Regions from separate parts of the Homo sapiens genome. Here region 1 is linked to region 2. A link is an interaction called in ENCODE POLR2A ChIA-PET data of the cell type or tissue named here. Cell type or tissue: CD4-positive, alpha-beta T cell. All regions are shown on one strand. Links, peaks and the distances in the headings refer to the core of each region. The heading gives the core; the rest is flanking DNA. Region 1 overlaps UBL3 (ubiquitin like 3). Region 2 has its middle 18 kb from the start of LINC00544.

Region 1 (4,398 bases), core at 230-4,229, 110 kb after region 2:
TTTGAATTCCTTCTTTCTAGCTCTGAATCCTACCCCAGCTTGTGTCTAAAATGGTCTTTAGTTCATTTTAGGCCACAGTGATCTTTCCTTCTTGTAAACCATTTTTCTTTAGTGCTTTTGACATTCCTCTTACACAGGTATCAAATTTCTATGGATATAGTATCACTTTTATTTCACCTCTGATATTTTTTAGACATTCAGAAATTGTTGAGTGACTTTCTTGACTCACAAACTATTACTGTCTTCGTTACTTACAGAAAAAAATAAATATTGTTCCGTAGTAATAGTGGTGTTAAATATGAAGTCTATAATGTCTGCTTCTGTTATCACTTGGAATATGAAAAATATATATTTATAGTATTAAAACTTGAAGTTATTTTAAATTAGTGGATAAAATACTGATGGTGCTAATAGTTTTCACAATATAGAACATTAAATATGTTTTAGGAGACTGAAGCATATACTTAGTAAATGTGCTCTTTGATTTTCTAAGTCATCTTATTCTGGGAGGGAAAAATGAAGAGTGACTGTAGAATTCATGGTAACCTGGAAACCTTGGGTAATAAGTCATTCCGAACCAGTAAATTTTCTGAATACTTGGAGGTTGAGTGTTAAGATAGCCCAATCTAACAATGTTGGATTACCATTGCATTTGCTTAAATGAAATATACTATGCATAATTTAACTTATTTTTGATGACTTAGAGCTATGATTTGAATAATATTGCTTGCATTCAATCAGTGTTTATTGGGTACCTGTCTGTGTAATATGGTAGTAGTATTAACAGGCATAAGCTACAACTATAATACCCTCGGCACCTAATATAGATTGTGAAGCTTTATGCCCCTTCACTAGATCAGTAATTTACAAAATGAGGTGAAGCAAGTCAATTTTGAGAAGTAAATATGAGAACTTCTGTTTGTTTATTTTGTCCCCCAAAAGGGAAAAGAATTGAGCTTTTCTATTCATACTATGTGAATTGGCTGTGAGGTTCTCCTAGGTCCACCTGCATTCAGGTGGTCACTGAGAGTGTGGTTTGCTGAGGGAAGATGTGTGAATTCTAGAATGTAGATGCCAGCAACAGCACCATGAGTTTCTCAGAGTTTTTCCAGTTTTTCTGTTATATAGTCCCTTTAAAAATACTTTTTAAAAGAAGAATCTATGATACTTCTTATTGAGATGGGGAACAGAGGTTTGCTGTCAAAGCATTTAAGAGTTGTAGAACTCAAAGATTAATCACACATTTTTATTACAAAAGATGAGTATTCTATATGCTGTTCTTATCCGTGATGACAAGAGGCTACCAAAAATAAAAATCTAGCGGATGTGTTTGGGAAAAAATCCCCAAGTTGTCACTTCAAGGCAAAATCGACATTTTAAACAGTAAGTGAGAAAGTACCTGCTTTTCAAAAGAAACATGTTATGGAGAACATTTTGAAAGCATGTTGAAGTATTTACAGTCTGTTGAAAATCTTCCTTACAATGAATTTTAATTGACTTTGGACCATTTATTGGAAAGCCAAACATTTTAATTTGTAAACATTCTTATTGCAGTCAGGAAAAAGAAAATTTTAATAACATTGACATCAGGTAGCTGACTTTGAATAAAAATGTTTGCGTATTTGGTGATAGAATGAAAAAGTAATATGATTTAGTAAGTTAGTAAGTGACATGTTCTTCTATATAGATCTCATCTTTGTAAGATAAGTTTTTCAGGTATGACTTATGACAGCTCTTAAAACCAAGTGCAAAATACATTGAACTTCACAAAAGAAGAAACTAAGATTTAAAAAAATGGAGATATATTTAATAATAATGCTCACCTAATATGTTAATAGTAATAGCATTTTTAGTGATTGAAAGATTAAAACAAGTTAATATTTAAAATAGTTGATAGTTAAAATAGTAAAGTAAAAACAAAATTTTAATCTTTTAATTTCTGTTTTTAGTATATGTTTTATACTATGTGTATGTTTATAAATGAAAACACATATACTATAGGTATGTGCCTCAAGTATTTTATATTTGGGATCTTCAGTCAAAAAAATGTAGGAGCCACTGCACTAGATGACTAAAGATTTCTGAGCATTTTAACTTCTTGTGTTTGATAGTTAGAAGTTTTCTGTCTCCTGCCTTGTTGAGCAGCTGTTTTTTCCTGTGATCAGTGTGCCTACTTATTCCTAACCATTTACAGTTGCTGGTTTTAATTTGCTATGGGTGTGGAAACCATATTTCCAAAGTTTATTAAAAATAATATGTGTTTAAAATGAGCAAATGGTGTCTGAGTAGGATTTTAGGAGTTACCTCACAGTAAAGTGAGTATCTTTTGTTTCATGGACTTGATCATATCTGTTTTGGTTGCTTAGAATTCTCTTTTTAGGAGGGCTAATTTTCTGGCTGTTAGTTATGTTTTGCAGAGATGCAGTTTCTTGATAGTGAAGAACTGCTTAGGTGATAAAAAAATTACACATAACTTTACTTTGAGCTCGTAGAGGAGAGAGAACTAATATTTGTTGTGTACTTTCTAGTACCAGGCAGATGCTTGGCATTTTACATTATAGCATTTAATTTAATCCTTACAGTCACCCTGGATAAATATGGTTGGTATATAGATAAAGAAACTCTTAATACCCACCAGGTGAAGACCACCAGGAATGCATCTGTGGTGAAACAAGTTAGGTTGACTGTTTTGCAGCTAGGAAGAGCGTATGCCAGATCCTGCCAAGTGTCAGTAAAAGAGAATGGGAGGGCTGGGCACGGTGGCTCACACCTGTAATCCCAACATTTTGGGAGGCCGAGGTGGGTGGATCACTTGAGGTCAGGAGTTCGAGACCACCCTGACCAACATGGTGAAACCCCCATCTCTACTAAAAATACAAAAATTAGCTGGGCATTGTGGCAGGCGTCTGTAATCGCAGCTACTCCGGAGGCTGAGGCAGGAGAATCACTTGAACCCAGGAGGTGGAGGTTGCAGTGAGCAGAGGTTGCAGTGAGCTGAGATTGCGCCACTGCACTCCAGCCTGGGCGACAGAGTAAGACTCTGTCTCTAAAAAAAAAAAAAAAAAAAAAAAAGAAAGAGAATGGGAGGAGTTTTCAGTAGGGTTTGGGCTGTGCTGGAAGCAGGGACTCCTGGACTGAATGCTATCGTACATCAACTGGAGGTGGGTTAGTAATTGGGTCTTTCAGCAGTCTTTGTTTAGGAGACAGGATAAATGAAGGGGATTTGGAAAGTCATTGGTGAGAAAACATAATCACTTACAGAATGGGAGATTGTTGGTCATTTTGGAGCTGCAGTGTGGCCATAGGAAAAACTTTTTACCTGTTGGTCTTCTATCTTTCAGATATCACAGTCTGATTATCAACCGAGCTCATTTTTACTTTCTCACAGCCTAGGTTCAGAGAGGGTAAGGAACTTGTTTGAGATCACATAGCGAGGAAGAAGTTGAGCTAGAATAGGAGTTTGGGTCTGGTGGCAATAGTGATAAACATCTACACCCCTCCCCACAACGGTAACTGAGCAAACATTACTGAATCCCTCAGGCACATTATCCTAAGAATGCCTTAGATTCCTTCCCAATACCTTGCTCCAGGGAGTCCCTACTGATTGGTCTGAGCTAGCATGGTAGAAATGAAACCTACTTCATATATCTTTGTAATAAACTATGTAACATCTGGATTGGAATGATTTTAATTAAGGTTGGTTGTCTTACTAATTGGTAAAATTAAAGGGAGTTTCCTTTAAACTTGTTGGAACTTTGAGTCTTCTTATGTATATATTTGTTACACAGTGGATTTTTCTTAAAAAGTACTACTTTGAATGCTTTATATATATATGTAACAAATAGATTGACTTGTAAAGGATTTAGTGATTTCGGGGCATTTTGTTTTTGTCTCCATACTTTTAACTGCATATATATATGTAGAGAGAGAGAGAGAGAGAGAGAGATTCTCTATTGGTTGGTCAAATCTAGTAGCATTTTTGGTCTTAAGTAAATATATATTTGGGTAATTTTCTGACTAGATTTTGAGAAGAAAATGTTCTTTCTGCTGAAGAAAATTGTTGAAGTTTGACATTAACATTTTTGTTTATGTACTTAAGATGGCAATTTATTGTGTCTAGACAAAATGTTCTTATGATATATGTTTTTCTTTACTTTCATATAAAATTAGTGTTTTTCTTTGCCTTAGAAATAGTCTTGCTTTTGTATCCTGCTATTCTCATTGTCATGTTAAATCAAGTTTAGCCTAAAGCTGCCTCCTTACATATTTAAAGCTCAGCCTATATTATGAACATCTATCTATGCAAATAAGTATAGAACCGTATTATAATTTTGAACCGATTATGATAGATGTATATAAATTATTTAGCGAATTCCATATTCATGAGCATTTAGAAGC
Region 2 (4,398 bases), core at 145-4,144:
CCTGTCTCAGCCTCCTGAGTAGCTGGGATTACAGGTGTACACCACTATGCCCAGCTAATTTTTGGTGTTTTTAGGAGAGACAGGATTTCACCATGTTGGTCAGGCTGGTCTTGAACTCCTGACCTCAGGTGATCCACCCACCTCGGCCTCCCAAAGTGCTAGGATTACAGGCGTGAGACACCGCACCTGACTTTTTTAACATAAAAAAAGTGCTTAAAGCTTGGATCAACTCCTCTTCTGATTGATCAGTATTTCTGGGCATAGTGTTTTTTGTTTGTTTGTTTGTGTTTATACTTGTTATCTGGATATGTTTTGGGATCAAATAAATACCAAATCACAGAGGTTATCGAATAGAGTTCTTTAAAAAAATATTTTCACAGCCGGGCCAGGTGGCTCATGTCTGTAATCCCAGCACTTTGGGAGGCTGAGGTGGGTGGATAAAACCTGAGGTCAGGAGTTCGAGACCAGCCTGGCCAACATGGTGAAACCCCATCTCTACTAAAAATAAAAAAACTTAGCCGGGCATAGTGGTGGGCACCTGTAATCCTAGTGACTTGGGAGGCTGAGGCAGGAGAATCACTTGAACCCAGGAGGTAGAGGTTACAGTGAGCCAAGATCACACCACTGCACTCCAGCCTGGGAAACAAGAGTGAAACTCCGTCTCAAAAAATATATATATATACTTTCACATCTCCATTGGAAATTTTTAAAAGAAACTTTTTTTTTCTGTTTAATTGATGCCAGGTACTCAACTCCCAATGCCATCACTCCCACCAATGCAGACTCAGAGGAAGAGTTGCAGGAAGCAGGGATCCTACTGGTCTTTCTGTCACTATAACCCAGCCCTGGCATGGAGCCTAGCACATGGTAGGGGCTCAAAGGACATTTGCTGAATGCATGAGTGAGTAAGTCAGCTGAGGGTGCCATGGAGGGGGCTAGAGGACGCTGTGCTGCAACCAAGAGCTCAGGGCATCCTGCTGTCCTTGGAGCAGAGGGAGGTTTTGCTGGGACAACAGAAGACCAGAGAAAGTGAAAATCACACTTTGTTCTTGCCCAGATATCTCAACCCCTCTGCCATCCAAAAATCACATTTCTGTTTGGTATACTAAATGTTTATTGAAACTTTTGCTATATGTAGACTCTATGTTAAACTCTAGGGATACCAAAATAAACAGGACATTTTCTCTACCGGCAAAGATCTCTCAGTATGGTAAGAAAAAGAATGATTTTTTAACTAAAAGGTTATACCTCCATGTGTTACATTTTGGACTAAGCTGAAGCAATATTTTATTTTTTTAAATCAGGTAGATGAATCAGTTTGAATTGCCATTCTGTGTGTCTCTCTATTTCCTAAATATTTTGCGCTGAAATAGCACAAGAACAGCGGCACATTCCCACAGACGGCCCCTGACGGGACTGTGTTTGGGCCGAGTCCATATTTCCTCCGTCTCTTGCATCATTTGTTCTTTGCCCTTTGCAAATCTCAGCACCATTTCCTCCAGAGCAGCTCCTGGAATTTTCGATGGGAGCTGTCACCTGGAACCAGCGAGCTTTCTCTTTCATACCTGTCATAGAAGGAGCTCACTTCTCACGAAGACCCGCCCATTTTACCCCCGACCCCGCTGTGACGTTAGGGAAAGTTTCCTTCTCTAGAAGTGTCTAGAAACATGCTTGGCTTTAACTAATGCATCTAGAGTGTCCCATCTGTTTAACAGCACTTTGCTCAAGGAGCCCACGTACTTGTGTTCCACTTCCTGCCTTGGCGACAGTCTCCGCAGGACAAGCCCGGCCCATCGCAGAAGCCCCGTGTCCTGTAGATGAATGAGAACTTAGACAGCTAACATTCTACCTGATGCTGGAACTCAAGGTCCTTGACAAATGACCATGTAGCTTACATTCTGAGAAGTGACAGTGACCTCTCCATTGTTGGAGAGTGCCATTTCCAATTCTGAGCACTTTAGTTTGTTAGAAAGCTTTTTTCAGCAAGTTGTTTTCGTCTATTGAACTCAAAATCAACCTCCTTGCCACTTCCTTCCTTATTTACTTCCTCTGTCTTTCCCTTGACATTTACTCACTCTTTGCTCCTCTTCTGTCTTGTCCTAAAATAAAACCGATTTATTCCTTCGTCCTCACAACACCTCCTCCAATATTTGAAGACAGGAAGATAGTTCCTTGTTTTCTCTCTTCCAAGCTAAACACACTCAGAGCCTCCGGCCAGCCTAGATCAGGAACCGTTTCTAAAGCCCTCAGCACCTCCACCCTGCCTTTCTAAATGAGACATCTTAATTATAATGCCTTGTAGCGAACATTATTTTCCAATTATCATCTGACCAGCATATAGTGTTACTGTTACTTATTATCTGGACACGGTATTTTTATTTAATGGAGCTTACAATTACATTCGCTTTTTAAAGCGACTGCATTACTCTGTTGGATCACATGAGCTTTTGGCCGAAGAAAAAGTCCAGATATTTTGAAAACAGAACTGATGGCAATTAAAGCAGATCTCCCCCGTTATGCCATTGCGCAATCAATTTCTGGACCTAAATGTGTTGGTACAATACCAGCTATATTGACGTAAGGGTATTCTTCAGAGTCATCCCAAGCTAGTTTCTGGCTTGTCACTGGAACCCAAGCTCTACCTCTGTACCCGGTGCCTGCCCACTGGAATGTAAGGTCCTCAGTTTCAGCAGCCCAGCTTGGGTTGAGACAACATCTCTGCTTTTTTTTTTTTTTTTTTTTTTTGAGACAGAGTTCTGCTCTTTCGCCCAGCCTGGAGTGAAGTGGTGCAATCTCAGCTCACTGCAACCTCTCCCCCACCACCCCATCAAGGGTTCAAGTGATTCTCCTGCCTCAGCCTCCTGAGTAGCTGGGATTATAGGCACCTGCCACCATGCCTGGTCAATTTTTGTATTTTTTTTTTAGTGGAGATGGAGTTTTGCATTGTTGGCTAGGCTAGTCTCGAACTCCTAATCTCAGGTGATCCCCTGGCCTCAGCTTCCCAAAGTGCTAGGATTACAGGCTCTGCTTCTTTTTTAATTTTACCTAGTACCAAGCACAAACTGTGGAAGAAGTCAATTCCTAATTAATATTTGTTGAATGGCTGAATGAATGCATCGTATGAGGCTTTACTAACAACAGTTGTTTCCCAGAACGAGCTAAGATTGCCATGAAATGCATAGACTCCTTGCATGCTTTATGTTGTATTTCTTTAGATTTTTTTCTTAAGAAAACCATGGATTCATTCTAGTCATGGAAAACCCCCATACTTCCCAGAGAACTTTGAGCAATTTTCTCTTTAAAGAAAGGGGTGACCCATTTACTGTACTCATCATTATAGTTTAGTTGCTAGAGTTACTTTCTAAGCACACCAGGACAAGAATATTATCTTTCTGATATGTTGGCATAAAAAACGATGTTGAGAAAAGCACATAGACCATCATCACATCCCTTGGCACCAGCAATTTCTAAGCAGTATGGCCAGAGCCATTGCTGTGAGTAGGTTTTTCCTGGCTGAGACCAACCAGGCCTGGGGAAAATAACTTGCAAGTTATCTAAACCAGCAAATACTTGCAAGAAGGTAACAGGAGGGCAGATTTTGTTGTCCATTCCTATATCCATCATTGTCAAAGCAATTATTTTTAAAGATCGTGTGGCTTCTACTACAATCACTCTAACCTACTGCCACTGAAGGAATTGGTATTACGGATGTTCTCCTGAGACCTATAGTCTCTGTTTCAGCCTTTGGAGACTTTGAATGAAAAAAAAAAAAATTCAAAGAAAGGCTGGGTGGAGCAATGTGTGTGCTAATACAATCCCTTGCCCAGCTTGTCTCCTCAGAAGCCTAAAACTAACAGGACATCCTGCACAATGAGGCCGCTTGTCTTTAGGAGTCTGCAAGGGCTGTGTCTTATCTGGTAATAAGACATGAGGGCGTTCTCTGAAATAATAGAGAAAAAACTTGGAGGGCGAGAAAATAGATATGTTTAACTCTCTGAAGAAATAAAAATGGTAAATAGGAAATGGGTTTTCTTTCTACTTTATTTTAGCTGTGCAGGCTGTTCCAAACCCTGGGATGAGAATTCTCAACATCTTTACCACTTGGGGTGGACAGAGTGAGCCTAATTTCCTCTTCCATGAAATTCTCCTAAACCTTAGAGTCAAGAAGGCCTTCGTCACATCAAGCAGTGCTGTACTGAATCACTAAATTGGAGTGAGGCTTATACTGGGTGTGGTTCAATATCCCTTATTAAAAAGAAAGTGATGAGTTTAATAAAAATTTAACTGAGCCTCCTGCCTTTCGGTGTTCCTTAGATACTATGGAAATGGCTGGGGCGTGCTGAGCTAAGTTGCTAGGATAGGAAGCTGAGGAAGGGTGTTTAGACCCCTGTGTGTTTC

The links. ChIA-PET counts read pairs that join two places held together with the same protein. Peaks named below come from ENCODE experiments on the same cell type or tissue, not always from the same donor. Only the 100,000 strongest peaks of a DNase experiment are listed, where the experiment ranks them.
Region 1: POLR2A ChIA-PET joins it to region 2 with 5 read pairs; 8 of 35 experiments call an interaction of 5 or more read pairs at or near these places.

The regions. Positions count from the first base shown.
Region 1 is chr13:29,840,809-29,845,206 of GRCh38, reverse strand. The region is part of intron 1 of UBL3 (ubiquitin like 3); the gene reads left to right. Among named protein-coding and RNA genes, the nearest start is that of UBL3, 7.6 kb to the left of the region's middle. In CD4-positive, alpha-beta T cell, for the core only: no CTCF peak of the experiment used is centred there; no DNase peak of the experiment used is centred there.
Region 2 is chr13:29,951,910-29,956,307 of GRCh38, reverse strand. No RefSeq gene overlaps it. Among named protein-coding and RNA genes, the nearest start is that of LINC00544, 18 kb to the right of the region's middle. In CD4-positive, alpha-beta T cell, for the core only: no CTCF peak of the experiment used is centred there; a DNase peak (open chromatin) is centred at 1,717; H3K4me3 peaks cover 1,053 bases; H3K27ac peaks cover 962 bases.